Regions from separate parts of the Mus musculus genome. Here region 2 is linked to region 1. Evidence: chromatin loops called from intact Hi-C (ENCODE). Cell type or tissue: heart. All regions are shown on one strand. Links, peaks and the distances in the headings refer to the core of each region. The heading gives the core; the rest is flanking DNA.

Region 1 (15,515 bases), core at 4,132-12,131:
TCTCAAATGCTTTGATTCTTCTTTGAGCCCACCATCTAAAGGTAGGGGAGGAAATAGGACAAGGGGATGTGGACCTACTTAGAAGTCGTTCTTTGGGGATGAATCCAATCTGTGTTGTCAGGAATATATCAGCAGGGCTGGCGAGATGGCTCAGTGGGTAAGAGCACTGAATGCTCTTTCAAACGTCCTGAGTTCAAATCCCAGCAACAATCTGTAATGAGATCTGATGCCCTCTTTTTGTGCGTCTGAAGACAGCTACAGTGTACTTATATATAATAATAAATACATCTTTGGGCCTGAGTGAGCAGAGTTGACCGGAGCGAGGTCAACTAACATTCAATTCCCAACCACCACATGAAGGCTCATAAGCATCTGTACAGCTACAGTGTACTCATCTACAGAAAATAATTTTTTTAAACAAAGGAGGATATCAGCAGTTCATGTCACACAAATCAGCAGTGGTCACTCTATCCACTCTCAAACACCAATCTCGAATCAGCAATAGCAGCTCAGTCTGGACCAATCCATGATGCTCTGTCAATTGGCCCGACTCCAGGAACGTGACGAGAAGCCACTGGAGCGCCACCTGTATGAAGTCGTGACAAGCAATGATCAGCAGAGAAGACAAGGTGAACCAATGCCAATCAGCATCATACACTGTCTGTTGGGTTGTATTTAGACCCCTTTCAAACATCAGGAGTTCTCTCAAGCACCCGCTCTAGCAAAACATCACATGCCCCCTTTCTAGGCAACTACCAGAAGAAACACCACCTGTCTGTCTTCAGCAAAACATCCTCTCACATGTCTGCTTCGTACGGCAGACTTCCAAACTGGGCAGAGGTGGTGCGCGCCTTTAATCCCAGCACTTAGGAGGCAGAGGCATGTGGATTTCTGAGTTCAAGGTCAGCCTGGTCTACAGAGACAGCCAGGGCTACACAGAGAAACCCTGTCTTGCAAAACAAACAAACCAAACCAAAACCAAACCAAAACAAAATCACATGACACCACAGAGTCTCAAAAAACCCCAAACATCTCCACTTCGCATCTTAACTTCTTTCTAGAAGCATCCTCACAGGCATGTCTGGATAGTCTTACCTACATGAGTCTAAATCCAGTCAAGTACACAATAAATGTTAGTCATCGCGTTTTGTAGTGGTGGCACACACATTACATCCCAGCACTGGGGAGGCAGAGGACAAGGAACTAGCCTGGCCTATGTAGAGAATTCTAGGATAGGTAGGGCTGTGTAGAGAGTCCCTGGCTGAAAGGTAAATAAGATTAACCATCACAGCAGGTGACCTTATGAAACCCTTGCGCAAAGTTGACTGTTTATGGGGCGTCATCTGATTCAGGGATACCGTGCAGCAACAGAAATCTGAGAGGCAGACTCTGAGGAGTGTGACATGAGCGTGGGAACTGGCCTTGACTCTGGAAATGTATGCATAGAGGGAGAGGGCTGGGGTGGACACTTTGCCTCCTGCCACTTGCAGACAAGATGCTGAAGTTGCTAGTCTGTGTTTTGATTTTCCCCTTATCGAATATGCACATGCAACCTGGGGTCAGACAGTGTTTCAGGTGACATTTTGCAACTACAGTCATGCATCGCTAAGCCCCAGGGATCATATGTAACTTTCTAAGAAGTGCTCCACTGGGTGACTTCAGTGTGCGAACATGACAGAATTACTCATACTAATTAATGAGCAGCTCCAGTGTCACTAGAGGGTAAAATCTTATGGGACTGCTGTTGTGTGTGCCAAAGAATGACAGAAACACTATAATTACTCTGAGGGGCAGTTAGCTAGGCACATTAGTGATACCACAGTGGCAGTATCTTCCTTGGAGTCTTAAATATTTAAAATTCTTGAGAAGCCAAGGGATTTAGAAAGATGTGACCATGACCCATTCAGCTTCCAGTCTATTGCCTTTCTTCGACTTGACTCTTTGTGTACAGGAAGGTAGGATGGTATAGAAGGCAAAGCTTGGGCAACTGACTGTGGTGATAGCCTTGGCTTCTTCAGTGAAAGACTGGCATAGGATTTACCTGTCATGTGGTGCCATCCCCGAGAAAATGTCTACTCACTCTGCATAAGGAGCCAACAGCAGACCATGGTAAGAATACTACCAAGGTCCAACTTGGGAAGCCAGCGAGTTTTATTGGGGTTAGTTATAGAAGCAGAGTTGCCTTAAAGACAGCTTCATCACCAAGATGCCCACCCCAGAGTGGGTGACAGCTCAGGGAAGCTGGGAACCTGTACCTCACCACACACCTTGCAGGCAGCGGTGGAGACATGTCTTCCAAGCAGCTCCACTGGCCTGAGAACTTTTCTCTATAGAACTTATTTCTTAGAGGTCCTCAGGGGGGAGAGGAGCCTGGTGAATCTGGTGGATTTCAGGGACTTCCTGCAGTTACTGTTGTTACTGTTTTCTGAGTTAAAGTCGCTTCCCTGAAGGACAGAATGCTCCCCCGGTGTCTTAAGGAGCTTCCCTCAAAGTTGGAAGGTTTTATCTCAGAGGAGATTGCTACCCAACAAAACCTTTCTGGCCCTTGTAAAGATTCAGCCAGGCAAGTGTCAGTCTTAGTCTAAGGCAATGGTTCTCAGCCTTCCCAATGCTGCTGCCCTTTAATGCAGCTCCTCGTGTTGTGGTGACCCCCAAACCATAAAATTACTTTTGTTGCTACTTCATAACTGTAATTTTGGTATTCTTGTGACTCATGTTTTCCAGTGGCTTAGGTGACCCTGGAGTGGATCATGACCCACATGTTGAGAACCTCTGGTCTAAGGCGTTCAGTAAGATTCCAGTGAACATCTGCAAGACATAAGCAGAGACCAGCGGATCATCTTGCGGATCATCTTGTATCTGTTAGGATCTCAATGGTAGACAATCTGGTTGATATGAAAGCTCCTTTATCTTCTGGGTTTGTCTCCTTGCATTTGACGCTAGTTTTGGTTAGTAGAGTATGAAGAAGCCCAGCTTTGACATACAGGATTGTTGCTGGAGGATCACCTATACCACCTTTGACTAGCTGGCTAGAGGGTCCTTCTGCACTGCACTGTATGGGAATTTTAAGTAGCTGAGGAGAAGCCTGGGCAGCAGGGGGTGGGAGGCACAGTGGGTGGCACCTTCCAGGCTCAGGCTCCTTGTAGGCCTCAGATTTTAGGAACCTTTAGACCACTTGAGTTCTACAGCTCTACGTGGGCTGAGGGCGTGGTGTCCCCTCAGCCTTTCACAGCACCCAGTGTTTCACCTGTTGGCCCTGAAGGCTTGATAATGCTGTGGAACTCTTCTGGTGACCAGAGCTGGCACTTCCTGTGGCTATTGACAACCTTTCCTTCTTCATTCTCAACCTTTCTCTCTCACTACCCCCACTCCACCCCGCTGGCCACTCCTAACATTGCAGGTGCTACTGCTTCAGCTGTCAAGCAGCTGGTGGCGGCGGGCTAATTCCTGGGGTGTCACTGCTGCTTGCTGCTTCTTTCATCCTGTTACCAGGTCAGCTGCACAACTAGATGAAGGTAAGAAAAGATCACTAGAATGGAACTTTAGTGGTCTAATATTGTAATAGCAAGGCAGGTGGCATGGGAGTGTCTCTCAGCTGACACAGCACGTGGGCCTGAGCATCCACCTTACTTTAACCCTTTCTAGACCTCAAGGGGAAGAAAGGCCCTTCTGGTGTAGGAGAAAATAGAGTTTACTGAAGCACTGTAATAGGGAGTCTGGTATACTGCCCTCTAAGGCTTAGGATTTGTGTGTATGTGTGTCCAGACACAGCTGTTGTAATCACAACTGACAGCAGCTATGGATGCCTGCATGAGGTCTGTCCAACAATGAGCAGATCCACAGTGAGGCATGGGTGATGTAGGGACTCTCGGGTTCCTACCCTCACTTTTGGCCTATTTGCCACTGACATATTCAAGAATGGGGGCTGCTGCCTTTGTGTTCCCACAGGCGGCCTCACCAGGCTCCAGTGCATAGATCCAACCCAATAGTCAAAATATAGCCCCTGTCAAACTAAACGGTCACAAAGTTATGAATCCGATGAAGGAATGGATAAGGAAGAGCTGGGTTGACAGAGATGGGAGAGAATAATCATGAATTGTCAAAAAACAAAGTCAATAAAGACCTGAGCTGGTGAAATGACTCAGAACTTAACAGCTGCTCTTGCAGAAGACCTGGGCTTGATTCCCAGCACCCCCATGGAGGCTCTTAATCTTCTGTAACTCCATACATACACCAAAATAGCTCCTTCCCTCCAGCTTTCTGTTTGCTGAGCTAATATTTTAGCCCTCTGGTGTTCATGTGAAGCACACTCCACCCCACCCTGCTGCATGTATCAAATCCTGGCATGCAATGGGGCAATGAAGTTACTGTCTTAAAAACTACTTTATGGGCTGGAGAAATGGCTCAGCGGTTAAGAATACTGACTGCTACCTGGGCAGTGGTGGCACACGCCTTTAATCCCAGCACTTGGGAGGCAGAGGCAGGAGGATTTCTGAGTTCAAAGCCAGCCTGGTCTACAGAGTGAGCTCCAGGACAGCCAGGGCTACACAGAGAAACCCTGTCTTGAAAAACCAAAAACCAAAAACCAAGCCAAACCAAACCAAAAAAAAAAAAAAAAAAAAAAAAAAAAAAAACAAAAACAAAAAAAAAAACAAAAAAAAAACAAAAAAACAAACTGACTGCTCTTCCAGAGGTCCTGAGTTCAATTTCCAGTAATCACATGGTAGCTCACAACCATCTGTAGTAAGACCTGATACCCTCTTCTGGTGTGTCTGAAGATATCTACAGTATACTCACATAAAATAAATCTTAAAAAAATTAAAATGTTTTAAAAATTATGTGTAGGTGTGTGTGTGTCTGCATGTGCACATGAATGCAGGTGCCCGTGGAGGCCAGAGCTTCAGTTAGACCGAAGCCCTGACCTGGGTGCTGGGAACTGACCAGAACTCAGGTCCCCTGGAAGCTGCAAGTGCTGTTAACTACTGAGCCATCTCTTCAGTCATGTAGTTCATTTTAAAATGGAAAAACCAACCAACCAACCCACATTTCTCTTGTATGCACTGGCTGGTTATGTGTATCAACTTGACAGAAGGTAGAGTCATCAGAGAGAACAGGACTTCAGTTGAGGAAATGCCATGAGATTCAGCTGGAGGGCATTTTCTCAATTGGTGATCAGTGGGGCAGGGCCTAGCTCATTGTGGGTGGTGAGGGCCATCCTTTATGATCCTGTGTGCTATACTAAAGCAGTCGGAGAAGCAAGCCCTGTGAAGCTAGAAGCTAGCAAGCAGCACCCCTCCACAGCCTCTATCAGCTCTTGCCTCCAGGTTCCAGTCCTGTTTGAGTTCCTGTCCTGACTTCCTCCAGTGATGGACTATGATCTGGAAATGTAAACCAAATAAGGCCGTTCCTTCCCAGCTTGCCTTATTTCTACAACCCTAAGACACTGTAGAAATTGAGATCTTATCCGTGAACACTAAGCACAGTCCCTGACAGTTTTTTTTTAAAATCTAGTTATATGGATAAAGTTGGCAAAATGGCTGTTCATATTCACGAAGCTGGCAGCCCAGTAGAAGCTGCTGGCTGCAGGTCACAGGGGTGCACCAGATGAGGGAGATGAGAAGTAACGGGACAGAATGGGGATAGGACGTGTCGGGGGACACTGCTCCAACTCTAGTTAAGTCCCCTGGGTTTAATTCCCAAACCACAGTTGGGATGGCGGTGAGAAGGCAATAAAAATAGGAAATCTCATAGGGCATGCTTATAATCTAGTGCTTGGGAGTTCGAGGTCAGCCTGGCTCAAGGCTAGCAGTGTAAGGATGGGGCCGAATAAATCCTGCGTGGCTCGCAAGGAACATGTCCGCAGGAGCTCGCTGCTGAGTTCACAGGGCGGAGCATCGCCAGCGGCTACCGCAGGCCTGGCTCGGGCCTGGTCTGGGTTACCCGGTCTCAAGGGCTTTGGTGGTGTTCCCTCTCATGGGCTTGCTTCGGCGGGCAGAGTGGCACGGGGCAAGAGTCGCATTGGATTAATGGAGCCACCAGCCCACCGTAAACGGCCAATAACCGCCTTGGGGTCAGGCCGAGGCCCTCCATCTTTGTGCCGCCCCTAGGGGAGCCGACGCCGGGTGCGGGCCGGCCCCCAACAGTCAAGTTTTTAAAAAGTCCGCGCGGGGGCCACCCGGGCTGATCCGTTGGGAACGGCCAGAATTCCCGCGAGGACGAAGCGTGCGGGCGACAGAGGGTTCCGCACGGGAGGCGCCGGGCCAGTGCTCGAGAGGAGCGCGCCCGTCCCGCGGCAGCGGAAAACGGAAGTGGGTCTGAGGAGCAGCCGCTGATTGGCCGGCAGGTCACGTCCCTCAAGGGGCTGGCGCGAACGCCACTGCGGAGCTGGGCCTGGGCATCCGGCGAGGGGAGGGAGGGAGGGACGACTGCGGGAACAGCCGCGCGGTCGCCAGGAAACGCTCCACGGAGACGCGCGGAGGGCTCTGGCGGGCGGTCTCCCGGGCCCCGCGGCCCCGCGGCCCCGCGTCGAGTGCGAGCGCGGAGGCGGAAGGAGCGGCGGTCGCCGAGGAGCCCCAGGCCCGGACCGGGGTGGTGGGGAAACCGCGGAGGGCGGGGAGGCCGCGACCGAGAGCGGCGCTGCGGCGCGGTGGGCGGGACCAAGGCGAGCGGCCAGGCGATTGGCCGGCGTCCCGGCGTCGCTTGTGACGCACCGCGCGGGGAGGGTGCGCGCGCCTTCAGCGGCCTCTTTGTGTGGTGTCCCGATAGGGGAGCGGAGGTGGCGGCCGCGGCGGCCCCGGTCGGGTTCCAGCGTCCTCGGCTCGCCCTCGGGCCGGCAGCGCGCCCCTTCCCTCCCCCTCCCGCCCCTTCCCCGCCGGCGGTGGCGGCGGCGGCCGGGCCCGGGCTCGGACGAGGCCTCGGCGACCGCTAACGGGCGACGGCGACGCGGCGGAGCGCGCAGGGCGGGGGCAGGGCCCGGGCGGCCGACATGGAGAACTCGCAGCTCTGTAAGCTGTTCATCGGCGGCCTCAATGTGCAGACGAGTGAGTCGGGGCTGCGCGGCCACTTCGAGGCCTTCGGGACGCTGACGGACTGCGTGGTGGTGGTGAACCCCCAGACGAAGCGCTCCCGCTGCTTCGGCTTCGTGACCTACTCGAACGTGGAGGAGGCGGATGCCGCCATGGCCGCGTCGCCGCACGCGGTGGACGGCAACACGGTGGAGCTGAAGCGCGCCGTGTCGCGGGAGGATTCGGCGCGGCCCGGGGCGCACGCCAAGGTGAAGAAGCTGTTCGTGGGCGGCCTCAAGGGCGACGTGGCGGAGGGCGACCTGATCGAGCACTTCTCGCAGTTCGGCGCGGTGGAGAAGGCGGAGATCATTGCCGACAAGCAGTCGGGCAAGAAGCGCGGCTTCGGCTTCGTCTACTTCCAGAGCCACGACGCGGCCGACAAGGCCGCGGTGGTCAAGTTCCACCCGATCCAGGGCCACCGCGTGGAGGTGAAGAAGGCGGTGCCCAAGGAGGATATCCACGCGGGCGGCGGGGGTGCGCGGGCGGCCCGGGGCGGGCGCGGCGGAGGCCGGGGCCGCGGCGGCGGAGGCGGCGGCGGCGGCCGAGACCAGAACGGGCTGGCCAAGGGCGGCGGTGGCGGCGGCGGCGGCTACAACAGCTACGGCGGCTACGGGGGCTACGGCGCCTACGGGGGCGGTGGCGGCGGCGGCGGCTCATACGGCGGCAGCGACTACGGCAACGGCTTCGGCGGCTTCGGCAGCTACAGCCAGCACCAGTCCTCGTACGGGCCGATGAAGAGCGGCGGAGGCGGCGGCGGCGGCGGCAGCTGGGGCGGCCGCAGCAACAGTGGACCGTACAGAGGCGGCTACGGCGGCGGCTACGGCGGAGGCTCGTTCTAGAAGCCGGGTTCCGGATGCCGGCGGCGGGCGCGGCCATCGTCGCCCTCCGCGCCCGCCCCAGGTGCCCTCGGGGGAAGCCGCTCACCCTGGGGGGCACGACACCCCCCGCTTGCCTGCCCGTTACCCCCCCTGAAGGTGGACTCGGCCCCACACACACACATTTTTGTGTTACAGTCATTGATGGACTCTATTTTTTTATTATTACTTGGACCTTGGTCGTTTTTATACTAGCAAAAAAATGTCTTGTTTTAATTTGTGTTTTTTGGGGGGGCGGGTGGGCGGGCGGGAGTGAACTTGCTGATTCTGTAGCAACACCTGGGTGGGGGTTGGGCGGGAGGGTAGTTTACTTTGTTGTAAGGACTTGATACCTGGCTACAGCGTTTTCTATGAAACCTACTTGGATCCCATGCCTGGAATTTGGAAGCATATGTACAAAAATCATTTTTACGTTTTATTTTTAATAAATCATTGTGTTTGACCGTACATGTCTAACATTTTTTTTTTCCTAGGATCCACTCCTTACCGTTTTAAAGGATATTTTTGTTAGGTTTTGATGTGTACTTCGAGACGCTTAAAGGAGGTCTTGTGGGCTCTTTTTTTTTTTTTTTCCCCTTCCTGTTTGCCCAGTTAGTGATGTTGAATTTACCTTTTACAGACAAAATCTTTCTGAAGTGGTGGATGTGGCTGTTTAGTCCTGTGCATCCATCTCTTTGTAATAAGCGATTTGCTTATCATCTTGACATGGTTGGTTCTTTCTATGAGAATTTACTTCAAAACATGTACTGTGTAGTTTAAAAAAAATAGTTTGTGTTTAAAGCATGTGTTCTCATTCATATAAACTGTTTAAAACTTTTTTAGGTGACCTAGTTTCTTCCTTATTGGTTTGTCTGTAATGAATGGTTACAAATAAGGGTTCTATTTTACCCTAACACTAAATGAGTTTTTTTTAAATGTATTTTCAGAGCAGGTTTAAAAAAAGCGTTTCTTCCCTAAGTCTGAACTTTGTCCTCTTTTAAGTCCAACGGATGTAGCACCATCTGCTGGTAGAGTGGCAGTATAGCTGCAAGACGGTTGGTTAAGAAAAACCCAACTTACTTGTTCAGGACAATTTCATCAGATTTAGCAGTTTGCCATCAGAATTCTGCAGACTTGAAAGGTCCACATTTACTTGTAGCTGAGACGGGCTTCCCGGGAGTGTAGTTAACAGCCCGCATCAGTCACTTTTTCTACGTGAGATTTGAACATGTAAACTGCTATGCATAGCTTGGGCAGTAGCCCCAAACTGCTCCGGTAGCTACTGAAGCAGCTGTGTGTACTGGGGTTTTAGGTGCAAGTTGTAAAACAAAATATCTGTATTCTGCTTGGTTAACGTGTATTTGTAGCCCTTCATGCAATAGAATTCAAGTTGTTGTTTATAAAAAAAAAACAAAAACTGATAATAGAAGAAAATGCCTTCCTGGATAGAAACATAGAATAGCAACGTTTATGGATATCACAAATAAAGAATTCAATTCTTACATGATTGAGTGAGAGTATGTATAACCTGGTGGGTGGGCTCAGAGTACCTGCTATCTTACTGGGTTTGACGAGATGGTAAAAATTTGACTCGGATTTTGGAAGCCTAAAGCCTAATGGCATCAAGCTTTTCAGAAAAGATTTTTCTTTTTACCTTTTAAAATATTTTAATGTTGGAACCCCACATTTTAAGTTGTCACTGAATAATTCCTAAGATCTGATTCTTGCCAAAATATTGTAAGTACTAAGGTTCTTAAAGAGGTAAGAGGATTTATGTTTGGCTAGTTTGGTAAGTGTAGTGAGTGATAGCTGATGTTTGGGTCATGTATTTAACACTGTATAGGGGTGTGTTTGCTGTGGAAGAAAAAAAGTTGGATGAAGTTCTTTGCTCACAATTGCTTGCTTCCCTTAAATTCCTGCTTGAAACTACACTTGAAGATCTAATGCAGGCTTTGGTGGGGGGGGGGGGTCCCTCTAGGATACAGGAAAAGACCTAAAACTCATTACATGTTACCTCAGACTTTCCCCGGTTATTTTGGATGAAGACTGAGCTGGTAGGTATTGGGAGGTGACTAGTTTTAGTAATAGTGACTTAGCTAACAGTTCCTGGTGCATTAACAGCTCAGTGTTCACCCTTAGTGATGGATGTACTTGAATAGTAGGAAAGGAAAACAATGTTTCTGTAAGCACTTACTGTGTTTCCCCTAGCAGCCTCTGGCATGTGGAGCTTCTTGATGTCTTGGTTCACCTGTGAGAATCTCAGCAGAGGACGTCAAGCTTAGTTGACAGGAGATGGTGATAGAGTTTGCCACTCCTTTTGAGAATAGTTTTTCATGCTTGGGTATTTTCTGATTTTTCAAGATGAAAAGTTGCTCCAGTGTGAAGCTCTTTGTATTTTAAAGACTTTTAAGTTCTAAAATAACCATTAGTTAAAAGATAGTGTGGACCTTACATTAGTTTTTGTGTGAGTGTGTGAGCACATGCCTTTCACACAGCACCCTTGGAAGACACTGCAAGTCTGCTCTCCTGCCTTCTGGGTTTGGGGATCTGCAAGTGCCTTTACCAGCTGAGCCATTTCTGACAGGCCTGGGACATCTTTAAAGATGGTAATACTTTTTTTTTTTAAACCGTATTTTTGAGAAAAGGGAAGCTGCGTGTGTGAGTGCAGATTTCCAGAGAGTCCAGAAGGAATTAAACCTCATGGAGCTGGGTTATGGGGGATTTTGAGTTGCCAGGTGTGGGGTCCTCTTCAAAAGTTGAGCCATCTCCAGACCCCAGAGTTTCAAATGCTTAAAGTTTAGAAGTGATTGAGATTCATAAAGTGCTATACCGTAGTGTGGATTCTCGATTTTAGGAAAGACAGACCGAGGTTGGCTGGGAATTGGGAATTTAGGGTTCCCTGCCTCAAGACCACAAGTGACAGGAGTGTTGAATTGTAGACTTTGCTGCTTACACTCTTGGTTTGGATCACTTGCATTTTAGGTTGTTTCTTGTGTGCCTGCTAATTGAAAGTGTGCTGTGGGGTGTGGTGGGTCTGAGCATTGCCTGCCTTTTACCTTGTTTATGGGTGTGACCTGTCTAACATCAACACTTGATAGTTTCTTCCAATTCTAGTGTCAGTGTGATAGGGAGAATCTCTCAGCCTTATTTTGGCCTGGTTTGCTCCCCACACCCTACTTCCTTTTCTTGCTGTGTGTCCCTAGCTGACTGAAACGCCATGTAGACCAGGCTGCCCTGAATTCTTGGGCGTCCTCCTGCATTCTTAGTGCTAGGATCATAGATAGCTCTTTGGGCTTTTTGGAAGGACCAGCCAAGAACTACCGGCTAAGTGGGACTATCTTCTCCTGTCTTCTGCTCAGGGCCCCATAGCAGATGACTCGAGGTACTCTTCCTTTTTTTCCTGCTCTCAACGATGAAAAATGACATATTCCCACCCACTCGATAAAAAGTTCCTTGAAAACCTAAGAAGTAATTAAGAGTTCATGTGTGTTATTTCTGATTCCAGTTCTCATTCTATGACGAGGTCCTATTATCTCTGTTGCACCAGGCTACAGGTTCATAACTTAAACAGTTTGCCTACTATTAAGTATTAAAAAATAGGAGATAGGAATCTTGCAGCTTTAAAAATGTTTTTTTGGGGGGCGAGCTGGCTCTCACATACATAGTCCTAAGCTGGCCTCAAACTCAGGGATTCGCCTGCCGCTGCCTTCTGAGTGCCAGATTGCTCGGCTGCCCTTCTGAAGGTGTGAGAGAGTGAGGTCAGAACAGTGGACACTGTTTTGTCCTGCTTAGAAGGGCAGACTGTTCCGGTATGTTAATAGATGTTAGCATTAGCCTTTGCTTGATCTGTAAATGATTTACCAGATATTTGTATCATGAAGCTTTCTCAAGAGGATGGAGAATTAACAGACTTGGACGAGCTGGGTGATATTTACCCTGGGTCAGAGGGGTGAATCTGTAGACTGAGAGAACGTCCGTTTGCTGTTTAACCTGGTAAGTCAGCTTATTTCCTAGACTATGGAATTGTTTCGATCTCTTATGATTTGATAGGATTTTGAGATCATTCTCGGTAATTATTCAACAGATTTACTAAGCTGACTAGGGGCCAGCCTTTTCCTCTTAAGACACCCATAGTTTTGTTTGGATGATGAGAACTTAAACAATTATGAGAGTTCCGGCATTTGTGTTGGGCCTATAGACAGGAGGGGCTCTGTTACGGGGAAACGTGACGGGTGTTTGAACTAGCTTTACAAAGCCACAGAGGACAGTCCCACTGCTCAGCTGACATGCAGAGCATGATAGATTGGGTTCCTTATGTCATTGGCCCTTTTGAATATGAGGTCACAGAGACCGTTAAAAAAAAAAAAACCCAGCCATTTAAATTCTATTGTTTTTGCCAAGACTAATAATAGCAAACCGGCTCTAGGGTGCAGACTAATTTATTTAATTTTGGAAATAGCAGTCACCTGAGACTTTTAGTGAGCAACGGCAGCAGGGGCTGGAGCGGACGTGTTGCTGTTGAGGCGATCTCCAGCATTCCCATGGCAGCTCACAACTGTCAATAGTTCTGGTCCTAGCAGATCCAGTGCCCTCTTCTGACCTCTGAAGGACACAGGCCCGCACCCGGTGCACGGTCATGTGCGCAGGCAAATACTCATACACACACACAAATTAATAGGTCTAAAAAAATGACATATCCTAGATATCCCACAGTAACTGATAGATAGTCTGAGGTTCCCTGTGAAAGAACGGGCTCCGTGATTCACAGGGTCTTCTGGTCTCCTCATTTTGACTCTTCACCAGTTTCTGATGAAAACGCAGGTCAGTTTTCTGTAATTGAAAGGGCGTGTATGTTGGGAATTTCCTTTGTAAACTAGTCATGTCAGTTTTGGAGCAGCAAGATGGTTCAAAAAGTAGTAAGTGAGCTTGAACTACTAGCTTCAGGTCTAGAGTACCATGGGTCTTCTTAGGATCTGAATTCAGTTTCTTACTAAATTAATACGGAAGATTTTAATTTAGCCGTTGACTAGGGTGGCTGTAGTTGAGGGAAGGAGGGGCCCAGGAGTAGGCAGTGAGGTGGGAGCACCAGATTATGGTTTGGGAAGTAGGCCGTTGTAAAGATTTTGCCTCTGGGATGATTAACATGGTTGTCAACTTGACATTCCTGGGAGGAGGGAGCCTGCATCAGAATTGCCTCCTTCAGATTAGCCTGTGTGCAAATCCCGGTGGGATTATCTTAGTTGATGTTGTTATGGGAAAGGTCCAACCCACCATGGGTGGTGCCCTGGACAGGTGAGCCTGGACAGGAAGCTAGCCAGGAAGCAAGGTGAGCCTGGACAGGAAGCTAGCCAGGAAGCAAGCAGTGTCTGCCTGTAGGCCACATAGAACCTTTCTTCCCCAAGTTGCTTTTGGGCCATGGTAATTATCACAGCAACAGAGAAGCAGACTACTAACCCCTCGGAACGAATGAGTTGAAAGCCTATTGAGGGTTTCTTGGCTTTGTTTTGTGTTTAGTTTGTGAGACAGGGTCTCACTTTGGCTGGCCAGCTGGGTGATGCCCACACAGCCTGGGTGGCTTTGAACTCATGATCGGTCTTCCTCAGGCCCTGAACGCTGAGATTACAGGGCGCTGCCTAGCAATTCAAGGCTTTTGAGTAGAGGAATGGCATGATCCGAATTTTAAAAGCCGCTGTTGGGCTTTGTCAAGATTTCTGTTCTCTTGGTATAACTGCTTTTAATGATGGTCTATGAGGAAAGCGTTTGGGGCTGGCTGGATTGAAGTATAACAGACAGTCTCTTCCATAGCTGTATGGGTTTTGGCCAAAAAGAACCTTCATTTGGTTGCAGTAGGTAAAATGTTAGCGTGTCTGGCTTGGTGCTGCTGTCCTTTTAAATGGCTCATTTGTGAGCTTGGCCTTTATCCAGGCACGTGAACTTAGGAAGTGTCCCCACCATTTCCTTATGTTTATTGTGCCTAGGCTCTATAGCAGTGTGATTATTGTCAACCCCTGCTTTCCTGCTGGGAGCTTGTACTTTTTTGTTTGTTTGTTTGTTTAGATTTATTTATTGTTATATGTAAGTACACTGTCACTGTCTTCAAACACACCAGAAGAGGGCATCAGATCTCATTACAGAGGGTTGTGAGCCACCATGTGGTTGCTGGGATTTGAACTCAGGACCTTTGGAAGAGCAGTAGGTGTTCTTAAACACTGAGCCGTCTTGCCAGCCTGTACTTTTTTTTCTTTAAGATTTCTCTATTTATTATATGTAAGTACACTGCAGCTGTCTTCACCTTTTCTTCTCTCTTTGGACCTGCTCACTACACCCTTCTGGGAGTGTATACTTACCAGTGTCATTCCAATGACTTCAGCTCTGAGGTCAGCAAGTCCTTCTAGTAAACACTGGGACATGAGAACTGGCCTTGGGCATCTCTGGTACACAGGTGTGTGTGTTTGTGTGTGTGTGAGTGTGTGTATGGTGTGAGTATATATGTGTGTGTGTGGTTTGTGTATGTGTGTGTATGTATGTGTGGTGTGTGCATGTGAGTGTGTGTTGTAAGAGTGTATGTGGTGTATGAGTGTCTGTGTATGTGTGTGTGGTGTGTGTGTATGTGTGGTATGTGAGTGTGTGTGTGGTATGTTTGTGTGTGTGTGTGAGAGAGAGAGAGAGAGAGAGAGAGAGAGAGAGTGTGTGTGTGTGGTATGTGTGTGGGTAGTGTGAGTGCATATATGTGTGTGGTGTGTGTGAATGTGTGTGTGGTGTGAGAGAGTGTGTGTGTGTAGTGTGTGAGTGTGTGTGTGTATGGTATGTGTGTGAAAGAGAGAGAGTATATGTATGTACACTGAGAAAAATCCAGATTGTGGGGAGAGCTTGGGGCAGTTTTACAGGATCTCTCTTCCCTCTGCAGACATTCTCTGTGCTCTTGGTCCAGTGCTTGTCCTCTCATAGCTGACACTGCCAGCGCTAGTAACCAAGCGGCAGGACACAGCAGGCAAGGGCAGTGTCAGCACAGATTTGTTTAATAAACAGTGAAGAAAAAAATAGAGAGATACTAAAGTGTTCAGGTCCTTTGTTTCTGTGATGTCATTTGGAACAACTTAGTCCAAGGAGAAAGCTCAAAGGAGAACAAACTTTGCTTAAAGGCCATCATTATATCAAAAACCTGGAAACCAGCTAAAAATGTCCACCTTAGGGAAATACTAGATTTTGCTCTATTCTAAGGGGGAAATACCAGCCCAGTGTCCACCAACAAGCAAATGTATACGTAAAATGGAGTATTGCCAAGCTGTAAGAAACTCCAGGACGTGTCACAACATGAAAATAAGGTTAGCTGAGGGACAGAGGCAGGTCAAGACAAACAGATCTGACTAATGGAAGCTTGCACTTTATCTGGGATACCCGAGAGATAAAACGTAGCTAAGTCTGAGGTGGAGCTGCATGGGAAGGATGCACCTATAGAGCCTTCTGCTTAATCCCCAGAACAATAAAACAAGCAGATAATAAACACCGGCTCGCTGGCTCTGAGGGGGAAGATGGTATAGAGGCAATGAGGAAAGCGAACTGGGCCGGGCAGTGGTGGCGCACGCTTTTAATCCCA
Region 2 (9,758 bases), core at 1,759-9,758, 270 kb before region 1:
ATATGCATGATAAAGTGTAATGCCAGACCTCTGAAAGACACTGGGCTATTACTATATCTTATTATTTTAATAAAATAATAATCAGATTCTGTGATTTAAATTTTACTTAATGTTCACTAGTTTCTTCTGACATCTATAATTAACTTTATATTTTAACTCTATTAAAATTTATATGACTATAGTCGGCCACCTTACTCTGGGATGAGAGAAGTCTTACTTGTTTACCTAAATATTCTCAACTGTGCTGTCAGGTATGCTTAAATCTGATTCTCTCAGTATAACAAACCAATAGCAAAATACTAAAGACAAATCAATTTAAATATATATCTATGCTTAGCATGTCCATAAGAAAACTCACCACTTAGCAGGCCAGCCTGTGAGCTAACGAGGGATTTCAAGCTAGATGGTCAGTACAGTACTCAGAGCCTCCTCTGCAGAGAAATGACCCTGAAACATAAGATAAGGGGCAGTGAAGATTCTAGAATTGCGCCACAGAAAGTCACTAGCTTATTCCCATGAGTGCAAAAGTAGGATGGTGTGGTTCTGGGGACAGTTAAGTAAAATAAAAACAATACAGGCTAAAAATGGAAATGTAGCCGGGTGGTGGTGGCATACACCTAGCACTGGGGAGGCAGAGGCAGCCTGTTTCCAGGGTTACAGTTAAACCAGAAGATAACTAAGGTAATTAACACAGTGTGTGACCAAGCAGTTCAGAGGAAACTCAGGTACCGGAGGACTTTTTTTTTTTTTTTGAAGCAGTGATATATACCATGGCACAACTTGCAGGACTTGGTTCTCTTTCCACCAGGTGGGTTCTAGGGATCAAAACTATGGTGTCAGACTTGGTGGCAAGTGCCTTTAGCTGCTGAGGAAGGCAAGCATAGGAGATAGGGCAGCCTGGGACCCACTTGCTCTTGGTTAGGCATAATACCCTCTCCCTTGTAAAAGTGTCTTACCACAGTCATGGCAGACAGCAAAGGGTCAGCTAGGACACACAATTTCCCATTTGCTGATAGACAAACAACAGTCCCCTCAGTACAAGAAAAACAACTTGGAAAAAGAGGTCTTTTAAATTGAACATTAAGTTTATATCCTGTAACACACACCTTTTACTTTCCAGAACCAATATTAAAAGATCAGAAATAAAGACAAGAACAGGTGTATCTGCAGCCTTGGGCTCAATCTCTAGGATTTAGGAGGAAAGAGGAGAGGGATGAGGGAAGAGGAACAAAAGACACTGGAATGCTTATCTGACAAAGCTTATCAATATTTATATATTTGAGGGGGTTTGAATGTTATCAAGCAAAAACATACATTATGTCTATGAAATAGAAGGCTGTGTAGTCTTCAGATTTTTAAACATGTTTAAGTGTGTGGGGTGGTATAAGGTATATGTGGGGAGGTGGAGGCATGTGCACAAGTGCAGATGCTCAAGGAGGTGGGGGTCAGGTCCCTTGGAGTTGGATATTACACACTGCTGGGAGTTACTCCAATCCTCTGGAAGAGCAGTTAAGTTCTTAGACCAGGAACCATCCCTCTAGACCTTCAAGTTTTGTTTTGTTTTGTTTTGTTGAGACAGGGCCTCTCCTTTTATGCGACTTTGGACCTCTCTATGCAGACCAGACTGGTCTCCACTGAGATCTATTCGAACCTGCCTCCCAAGTTCTGGGATTAAAGGAATATACCATCACACCCAGCTCTAACATTTTTTAGGGACTATTTAATGACGTGAAAAATATATTCGTATTTCCTTAGCATAATAGCAACATATAAAGTTACAAAACTTAATCCTCACCACTTTTATAGTAAGAAAAAATACTTTTATTAACCTTTGTACCTGATATTTGGCTACTAATACATATTTACATTCTAAAAACTACTAAGACTTAAACAGAACCAAGTAGGAAAATTCTGCTAATTACCACTAAGGTTTAGGCATACTTGGCTCAATGATTAATTTTTAATCAGATTCAGATTTTTTTAATAGAACACCATTCCTAGATATTGTATGTGGCATTCAATCAATAGCTGAGATCTTAAATCAGTAACAAAGATTTATATCCATTTTATGTTTCTATTATTTTCCTTTAAAAAATAAGTTGGGCTAAGAAAGATGGCTTAGCAGGTAAAGGTACCTGCCACTAAATGTAACGATGAGTCTACTCCTATGGTCCAATAGGGTAGAAGAGAACTCTGCACAGGGTTGTCCCACAGGGTTATCCCCTGGCTCCCACTTAGTCACACTACAAAATGTTTAAATAAATAAATAAATAAATAAGCACTTACTTCTAACACCATTTTAACTTGTTAAAGACACTAAGATGACTTTAGAGTTCTGGGAAGGTAATAGACCTTACCTTTTATAGGGATAAAACCGTTATATTACTGTTGACATAAGAAGTAGCCACAAAGCTTGGCTGGTGGCACATGCCTTTATTCCCAGCACTCAGAAGGCAGAGGCAAGCAAATCTCAGGGTTTGAGGACTGCCTGGGTCTACAGAAGAAGTTCCAGCCAGGGGTACACTGAGAAACCCTTATCTTGAGGAAAAAATAAATAAAAATAAAACTAGAGAGAAAATCCCACTTAGGAGTCTCTAACCCAGCTCTGTTCTGTCATCTTGAATATGGTTTCTATCCTCAATACTTTTTAAAACTTTTTTTCATTATATACACATGTGTGGAGGTTAGAGGTCAAGAGAGTAAGGTCTGGTCTTCCCCCATCCTGGAGATGAAATTTACCTTGGCAGCCAACACCTTCACCCACTGCTCCATCTCACCTGTCTGCCCTCTTACCTTAGTTTTGTTTGTTTCTTGAGACAGTTTGACTATGTAGCTCTGGCTGACCTAGAACTCACAGATTCACATCTCTGCTTCCCAGCTGCTATGATCAAAGGCATGAACCATCATAGTTTATTCTACTTTTCAAAAAACTCCCTCACACATAAAACAAAACCCACAATGTATTCAAAGTACTGTAATAAGCATTGAATTGTCAGCACAAAGTGGCAAACAGGACAGAACTCGGGGTATGGTGCCTACAGTATTTCAAATATTTTCTCAGCCAGCTACTGAACTGTTGAAATTATATTAAATCTCACAGCTAAGTCATACTGAATCCAAATTGATACTAAAGCATTAGGTTAATGGTTACCCAGGAGCCACTAAAGGAAACAAAGTGGCATGGGCTTTGTTGTGACACCCAAATCCAGGGCCTCCGCACTCAGTGTGCTACACCACTGAGCTACAGTCTGAGGTTTTAATAAGGAATTGAAAACCTCCAACTCTAAATAGAAAATGAAGGACGGACAAAAGACACTTTGATTACTCAAAGAGAAAACCTAAAAAAGTGAGAGAAGAAAACAAACAGGTATAACTGGGGGGTGGGGGTGGGCGCAAGAACAATCCTGCCATGAAATCTTGAGGAAGCAACTTCTCACTAGAGACTAGTCAAGACAATTTCTGTAGTTTCCTTTAGATTCCCACTTCTCATTTACAAAAAAAGTTGTTAGCGGGGTGGTGGAGGCGGCTATGCAGGCAATAATCTCAGCACTCGGGAGGCAGAGACAGGGGGATCTCTGAGTTCCAGACCAGCCAGGGTTACACGGAGAAACCTTGCCTCGGAAAAAAAAAATGTTGTACTAGAAATACTAACTTGCCGGGCAGTGGTGGCACACGCTTTTACTCCCAGCACTTGGGAGGCAGAGGCATTGGATTTCTGAGTTCGAGGCCAGCCTGGTCTACAGAGTTCCAGGACAGCCAAGACTACACAGAGAAACCCTGTCTCGGAAAAAAAAAAAAAAAAAAGAAAAAGAAAAAAAGAAATACTAACTTTAGCTGGCCATGGTTACGCTTGCCTTTAATCCCTGCTTTGGGAGGACGAGGCAGGTGGATCTCTTGAGAGACCCTCCGGGTCAAAAACCACCATATGAAAAATCTTGAGCCAGGAGTGGGGGCACACGCTTTTAATGCCAGCGTTTGAGAGGCAGCGGCAGGAGATCTACAGGATCCCACGACAGCCAGGGCTACACTAGGCTGTCTCAGAACGAGAGCCCCCTCACCAGATCCTCAAGCCCCAGTCTCTTCTGTCAGTTAGGTAAAGGATGGCTCGACCGCTCTGTAACGGAGCGATTTACAGGGTGCTGGCCGGTGTGCACATTTTGGGATTATTCGAGGGAAAGGTAGGACAGGGTGCGCTCGCACACACGCCTCGCTAACTGGAGGTCACCCCTACAGGCTGACATCCGGACATCAGCCAGAGTCTGGGGACCGTGGAGCTCTGCTGTGAGGATGAGGAGCGAGGCGAGCACCCGCAGTGACCCTCCCTTCCCCTGGTGGGGCAGCCATGGCGGGGCAGTGTGCCTGCGAGCTTTCTCAGGGAGGGTCCCAGGGAGCGCTGCAGCACGGACGCGCGGGCATTCCCTACGCGGCGTTCCCGGGGGGTCTGCATCGCACCGGCCCAACACGGAAGTAAGCCCCGGGCTCCCTGGGAGCGGGCGCCGCTTCCAGCCCTCCCCCGCCCTCCCCGCCGGGGGAGCCGTTAGCACAGCGGGTTTCCCGGGCGCCGCGGAGGGGGCGCAGAGCCCGCAGCGCCGGGGAGGGAGGGGGCGAGCGAGACGCGACAACGGGTAGCTGCGGAACCCGGGCGGAGCACCGACCGACCTGGCCTTCCCGCCTCGCCTCGCCTCGCCTCGCACCGCAGCGTGATCCCAGGGCCGCGCGCCGCTCTCCCTCTCCCGTTCCCAGCTGGGTTCTCTTTTCCCTCTTTCACTTCTTCCCGCCCAATCGGGCGCTCACGGGGCGACCGTCCCTCCTCCAATCGCGCCAAACTCCCTCGGGGCTCGAAAATCCCCCCGCAGTCGCCCCTCCCGGCACACGTGAGCAGCGCCGCTGAAGTCTCGCGAGAGGTCTGTCACTACTCCCCTCCCCCTCACCACAGAGTGCGCGAACGAGAAAGGAGGAGGGCGCTACAGGCGACAGCGCTGCAGACGCCATTATCCTCTGCTTCTCCGCTGCACGGACGTCGCCGTCGTGCTCGTCTCCCACTCGATTGCGGCCTGTAGGTATCTGGGTGGGCTAGGGCTTCGGGGTAGCGAGTCCCCGGAGCGGGTTGGCGCCCCGGGATGGCGGCTTGGGCTATCCCCATGCCCGAGTTTTCTCAGGCCCGCGGCCTTCCAGCCCAAAGGGAGTCGCCGGCGGAAGGCGGGGTTCTCGGCGCCGTAATTGACGCGGCCACGGGCCAATCGCTTCGCGCTCGCACCACCGCCGAAGCCTGGGCAGCCAATGGGGCGCGACGCTGAAGTGGGAGGGGGTTTGTCCTCGTTCTCTGTCTAGCAGTGACCGACCGTCGGAGGCGGCGCGGCCGGGAGGCAACGGCGGACTCGCGCGGTGAGCGGGACGGGCGGGTCGCGCTGGCTGGAGCGGGGTCGGACGCCGTAGTCGGCTGTCCGGGGTGGCGTTCGGGGCGGCCGTGGCCCGCCGGGGAACGTTGCCCGGGTTCCCCTCCCCCCACCGCCGCCATTTCCCCGAGCGTGCCCCTGCGGTTGGCGTGCCGGCGCTAGGTGGCTTGAGGGACCCGGGAAGGAGAGGCCTGTGGGTTTGCGACGCGGGCGCCCCGTGTGGAGGGAGCGCCGGGCCGTCCGGTGGACTCGCGGGTGTGGTGTGTGTGTGTGCGCCCCGGCCGCCCTTTGTCCCTCCACGGCGTGGGCCTCCCTCCTCACCCCACCTCCGGGGTGGGGGGTGCTGCGCGGCGGGGCCGATGGGGCGGCCGCGGCGGCTTTGTCTCGGGTGGTGGGGGAGGTGCGGGGGACGGGCGCTCGCGAGCCCGCGTGCTGGGTGGGGGAGGGGGGTCTCGCGCGACTCCGCCTAGTCGCACGTAGTCGCCATTACGCGGGCCGCCATTTCCTGTCGGATCCGGGTGAGGAGAGGCTCGCCGCTCGGCGACGGTCGCTGGCCGCTGCTTCCAGGCCCGGCCCGTGGGCGGGAGGCGAGCGCGCGCGGTCGGTCTCGCTCGGCGGACCTGTTAACACCAGCGCGCTGTGGGAACAGCGGCCGCGGGACGAGAGGGCTGGCTGGGCCTGTTTGTGTGCGTAGACCCGGCTGATTTGCCTGAATCCATTTACCCCCGCGGCCGGGGGTTTAGCGGAGTGGCCGGCCGATCTCTGCATTTAAAGTGGTCCCCAGAGGGATCGTCATTTGCTGCCGGCGTTTTGGAATAGGAGAAGGCATGAGGGTGATGCCTCGACTTTAAGATCCTGTGTTGGTCCTTGGCTTTGGTAGGACTACGAGTTAACTGGACCAGTTGTGATGGTTTGGTTGCAGTCTTGGAGAGTTGGGTTAGAGGTAAAATTGTTGGGAAATAGCCTTTTTTACGTTGCCTAAAATAATGGTGTTGGTGATTAAAGATTCCGTGGCTTTGCTGAATAATGGTGGTCGTTTCCATCTGGTTCTTTAGATTTCTGTGTCTGAAAGTTCAATGTACCTTGTATTTGCCGCTAAGTTTTTTAAAGTTGGCAGATTTCATTGATTAGTGTTGTCAGTCACGACCAAAGGCGGGGAAAAAATTACTACTAGCCCTACTATAACACTAGTTTTGTGATAAGACGTGGTCTTTTCAAGAATTAGTCTCGTGAACAAAATTATATGTCGACTAGTTTTTCCGTTGTAATGAAATGAAGCAAGTTGCTGAGGACGGAATTACTGGTCCCCCACACCCCTTGCGGGGGGGGGGGGCGCAAGGCTCTGGTGGTGGAGGTGGTTAGGGTGTGCTTCATTGAGACAATCTAGTCTAAAAGAAGTCCATTATGCCTGTCTCTCCTCAATTATAGTTTTTAAAAACAGTTCACTTTTAGGAATATTTTAGTTTCCTCGAATCAGACCTTGTTTTTATATACTACTGTAGCACTAGGATGTCACTTGTGTGTGCTGGAAGCAGAATCCTTTTTTTTTTTTTTTTTTTTTGGAAGATTTTAAGCAAAAGAGTGTTTGCTTTCTGATAAGCCAATGTACTAGCTAGCTTCTTTATTTTTCAACAGATTGGTGGATCCATTTAATTCAAGAAAATGGAGACCGAACAGCCAGAAGAAACCTTCCCCAACACCGAAACCAATGGTGAATTTGGTGAGAAGATACTTTAATTATAACCAATTAGTATTTTCTGTTCTGTTACTTTAATTACCATAAATGTTTTTGATATGTTCTGTTTACCTCTTATATAGTTTCATTTTTTTGTAGTCTTGAGTTTGTCTGTTGGTTTTTATGAAAAGAAGTAACCTTTTCTTGCACAGGTTAAAAAGCAGTACAGTTTTTCCAACCAACATTTTAATCCTTTGAAATACTTATTAAAATAAGGCCTTTGATATTAGGGATATTAGGGAGACAAAGGCAGGGACTTAAAAAGTGGCTTCAATTACCCTTTCTTGGGGGATGTTTCTAATTGAAAATTTAAACTTTAATTTCTAGGTAAACGCCCTGCAGAAGATATGGAAGAGGAGCAAGCCTTTAAAAGATCTAGAAATACTGATGAGATGGTTGAATTGCGCATTTTGCTTCAGAGCAAGGTATAAGCTCTTTAAAATTTGGAGGTTGGTTAGTAGTTAAATATAAATGGATGCTTTTTCACTTTGAACTCTGCTTTGGCTCTGGAAACCTTTCAGAATTTTATAACACGTTGAATAAAAGGTTTTTAAAGGGTTCATTTGTTTTGAGACCCCTCACAGGTGAGGCGGGCCTTGAGCTCTTGATCCTCTGTCTTTGATTACTGGGATTCCGAGTGTGCGCTATCACATTTAGTTGTGGTTCTTAATGATAAGCAGATTTCAGAACTGCCGGTAGTGCTGAAATTTTAATGGTGAAAGCCCTATTACCAGGGTCCACCACAGATCAGCTAGAGAGATGAGTGGAGTAACTGTAGACACAGGTTTTAAGTGTTGGTTGCATCTTATTTCCCCAGGAAACTAGTTTACTTAAGTCTACCCCATCACTTATTTCAAGTCACAATATAAAAGTAGGTACTGTTTAGATTCTGTTTGTTTTTTTACAAGAGGGCACTTGTAATCTGTGCTTTCTAGGAATTTTATATTCATGCCTGGTGTTCTGAATACTCCAAAGACCATAAAACTATTCATCTTGATTTTTTTCTTTCTCAAGATTTTCAGTGCTGTGCAAACATTAGAAGTTAAAAATATAGCTTAAAAATACTAATTTTCTAAATGCAAAATTTTTTTTTTGTCTATTCCAGAATGCTGGAGCAGTGATTGGAAAAGGAGGCAAGAATATTAAGGCTCTCCGTACAGACGTAAGTATTAAACTACTGAACAAGCAAGCACATTCATTGTATGTTTCTAGAATTTTAAAGGTTCACATCTTAGAAATCACTGACTAGCTACAAACCATTTGTAATAATTAATGGTTATGTAAATGACTTCTTTTTTTTTAAAACCCTGATTAAGGTGGAACATAATTAAATCTTTTCATATTTTAATAAAACCCTTCAAATTAATTCATTTCAAATAAGATTAAAACATCTTAATTAGGAATGGAGACAAAGTGTAAAAACCCTTAATTGTATAATTCCTCTTGTATGTGTAAGAGGGATTTAGTCATTTCTGAAAGCCATTGAATATGGCTGATAAAAACTTTATTTCCTTTTTTTTTCTTTTAAATCATCTGTTCCACAGTTTGCAACATGGAGCTCATGCTGACTGATTTCTAAATATGGGTAATGAATAGATTAATCTTGGCAATCAGAACTGTTTGCCTAGGATTTGAGTCTTCATAATTTATAGTGGGTTGACTCTTGTGATTAGACACATTAAATGTTGGCAGCACCAGAAGTGTGTGTGTATTTCTAGAACTGATTACACCAAAATTTATTTTTTTCCCTCATACTATCTACATTTCTTAATGTTTATCTTGGTAAAATTGAGGCAAATAACTTTGAGTACCTAACAGTATTTCATTTCTCTTGGTAACAGATCTTTGTGTTTCTCTTAATAAACTTTAGATTTCGTTGTAATTTTTATAAATCTGCTTATAAGATGTGTTTTATACCTTATGAAACCAAATCAGTCTTAATATTTGGGGGTTTGGTGTGGGAATTTTTGTTTTGTCTTTGAACCTCTTTCCTCTTAATCCAGATGTTCTGTATAATTATCTGGGTTATTTCCCCATTTTCCTCAATTTCAGTAAACTTTTGAGTCATGACAGGTTTTGTGTCTACCCTCACGAGCCAGCCTGCTACTGAAACATTAAAAAACAAAACAAAACCTAGAACCATCATTTAAGGTCCTTAAATGTTAAGAAGCCACGGTCAGGTATAGAGAAGTCCATTATTGTGTTAGTCTTCAGAACAACTTAAGCTTGTTTCATTGAGAGTATGAGTATAGTTTGTATTAAATTAAAATTTATTGCTTTTCCCCCTTTTCCCTCTCCTTGTTTTTTTGGCCATATATCTCCGTTGCCCATGTACTGGATCGACTTACCCCTGCGTTGCCCACCATGACGTTGGCCCATCCGCCCCTGAACGCCCATGTGAAAACCCTGGTTGGCTATGCCCAAAAATGTGCTCGTTGCCAAACGGGTACAATACTTGACAACTTCTGATTGAATGCCCATGCCCAATGCCAACATCCACGAACGCCAATGACCAATGCAGTACAATGCCAGTGTTTCAGTCCCAGACAGCAGTGGCCCCGAGCGGTATGTCCCAACAGTTTATGCCTCACTGCCTGATTAGAAAGAGAGAAATGTATTTTATTACC

Evidence for each region. Hi-C counts contacts between places; a loop is a spot of excess contacts. Peaks named below come from ENCODE experiments on the same cell type or tissue, not always from the same donor. Only the 100,000 strongest peaks of a DNase experiment are listed, where the experiment ranks them.
Region 2: it touches region 1 in a loop (2.8-fold over the local background); 2 of 42 quality-filtered maps call a loop at or near these places.

The regions. Positions count from the first base shown.
Region 1 is chr13:58,119,784-58,135,298 of GRCm38, reverse strand. Hnrnpa0 (heterogeneous nuclear ribonucleoprotein A0) reads left to right here and starts at 6,743. Exons shown (of 1, transcript NM_029872.1): 1 at 6,743-9,420. The coding sequence starts at 6,986. The coding sequence ends at 7,903. Gm40964 (a long non-coding RNA gene) reads right to left here and starts at 4,544. Exons shown (of 4, transcript XR_001780964.2): 1 at 2,268-4,544; 2 at 1-586. It also overlaps a transcript of Klhl3 not described here. In heart, for the core only: CTCF peaks have their summits at 6,116 and 8,964 (motif pointing left); DNase peaks (open chromatin) are centred at 5,248, 6,328, 6,718 and 7,398; H3K4me3 peaks cover 4,220 bases; H3K27ac peaks cover 3,440 bases.
Region 2 is chr13:58,397,691-58,407,448 of GRCm38, reverse strand. Hnrnpk (heterogeneous nuclear ribonucleoprotein K) reads left to right here and starts at 4,937. Exons shown (of 16, transcript NM_025279.3): 1 at 4,937-5,056; 2 at 7,032-7,116; 3 at 7,459-7,556; 4 at 8,237-8,293; 5 at 9,653-9,696. The coding sequence starts at 7,059. Rmi1 (RecQ mediated genome instability 1) reads right to left here and starts at 4,852. Exons shown (of 3, transcript NM_028904.3): 1 at 4,660-4,852; 2 at 359-447. In heart, for the core only: CTCF peaks have their summits at 5,004 and 5,626; DNase peaks (open chromatin) are centred at 4,888 and 5,268; H3K4me3 peaks cover 4,352 bases; H3K27ac peaks cover 2,463 bases.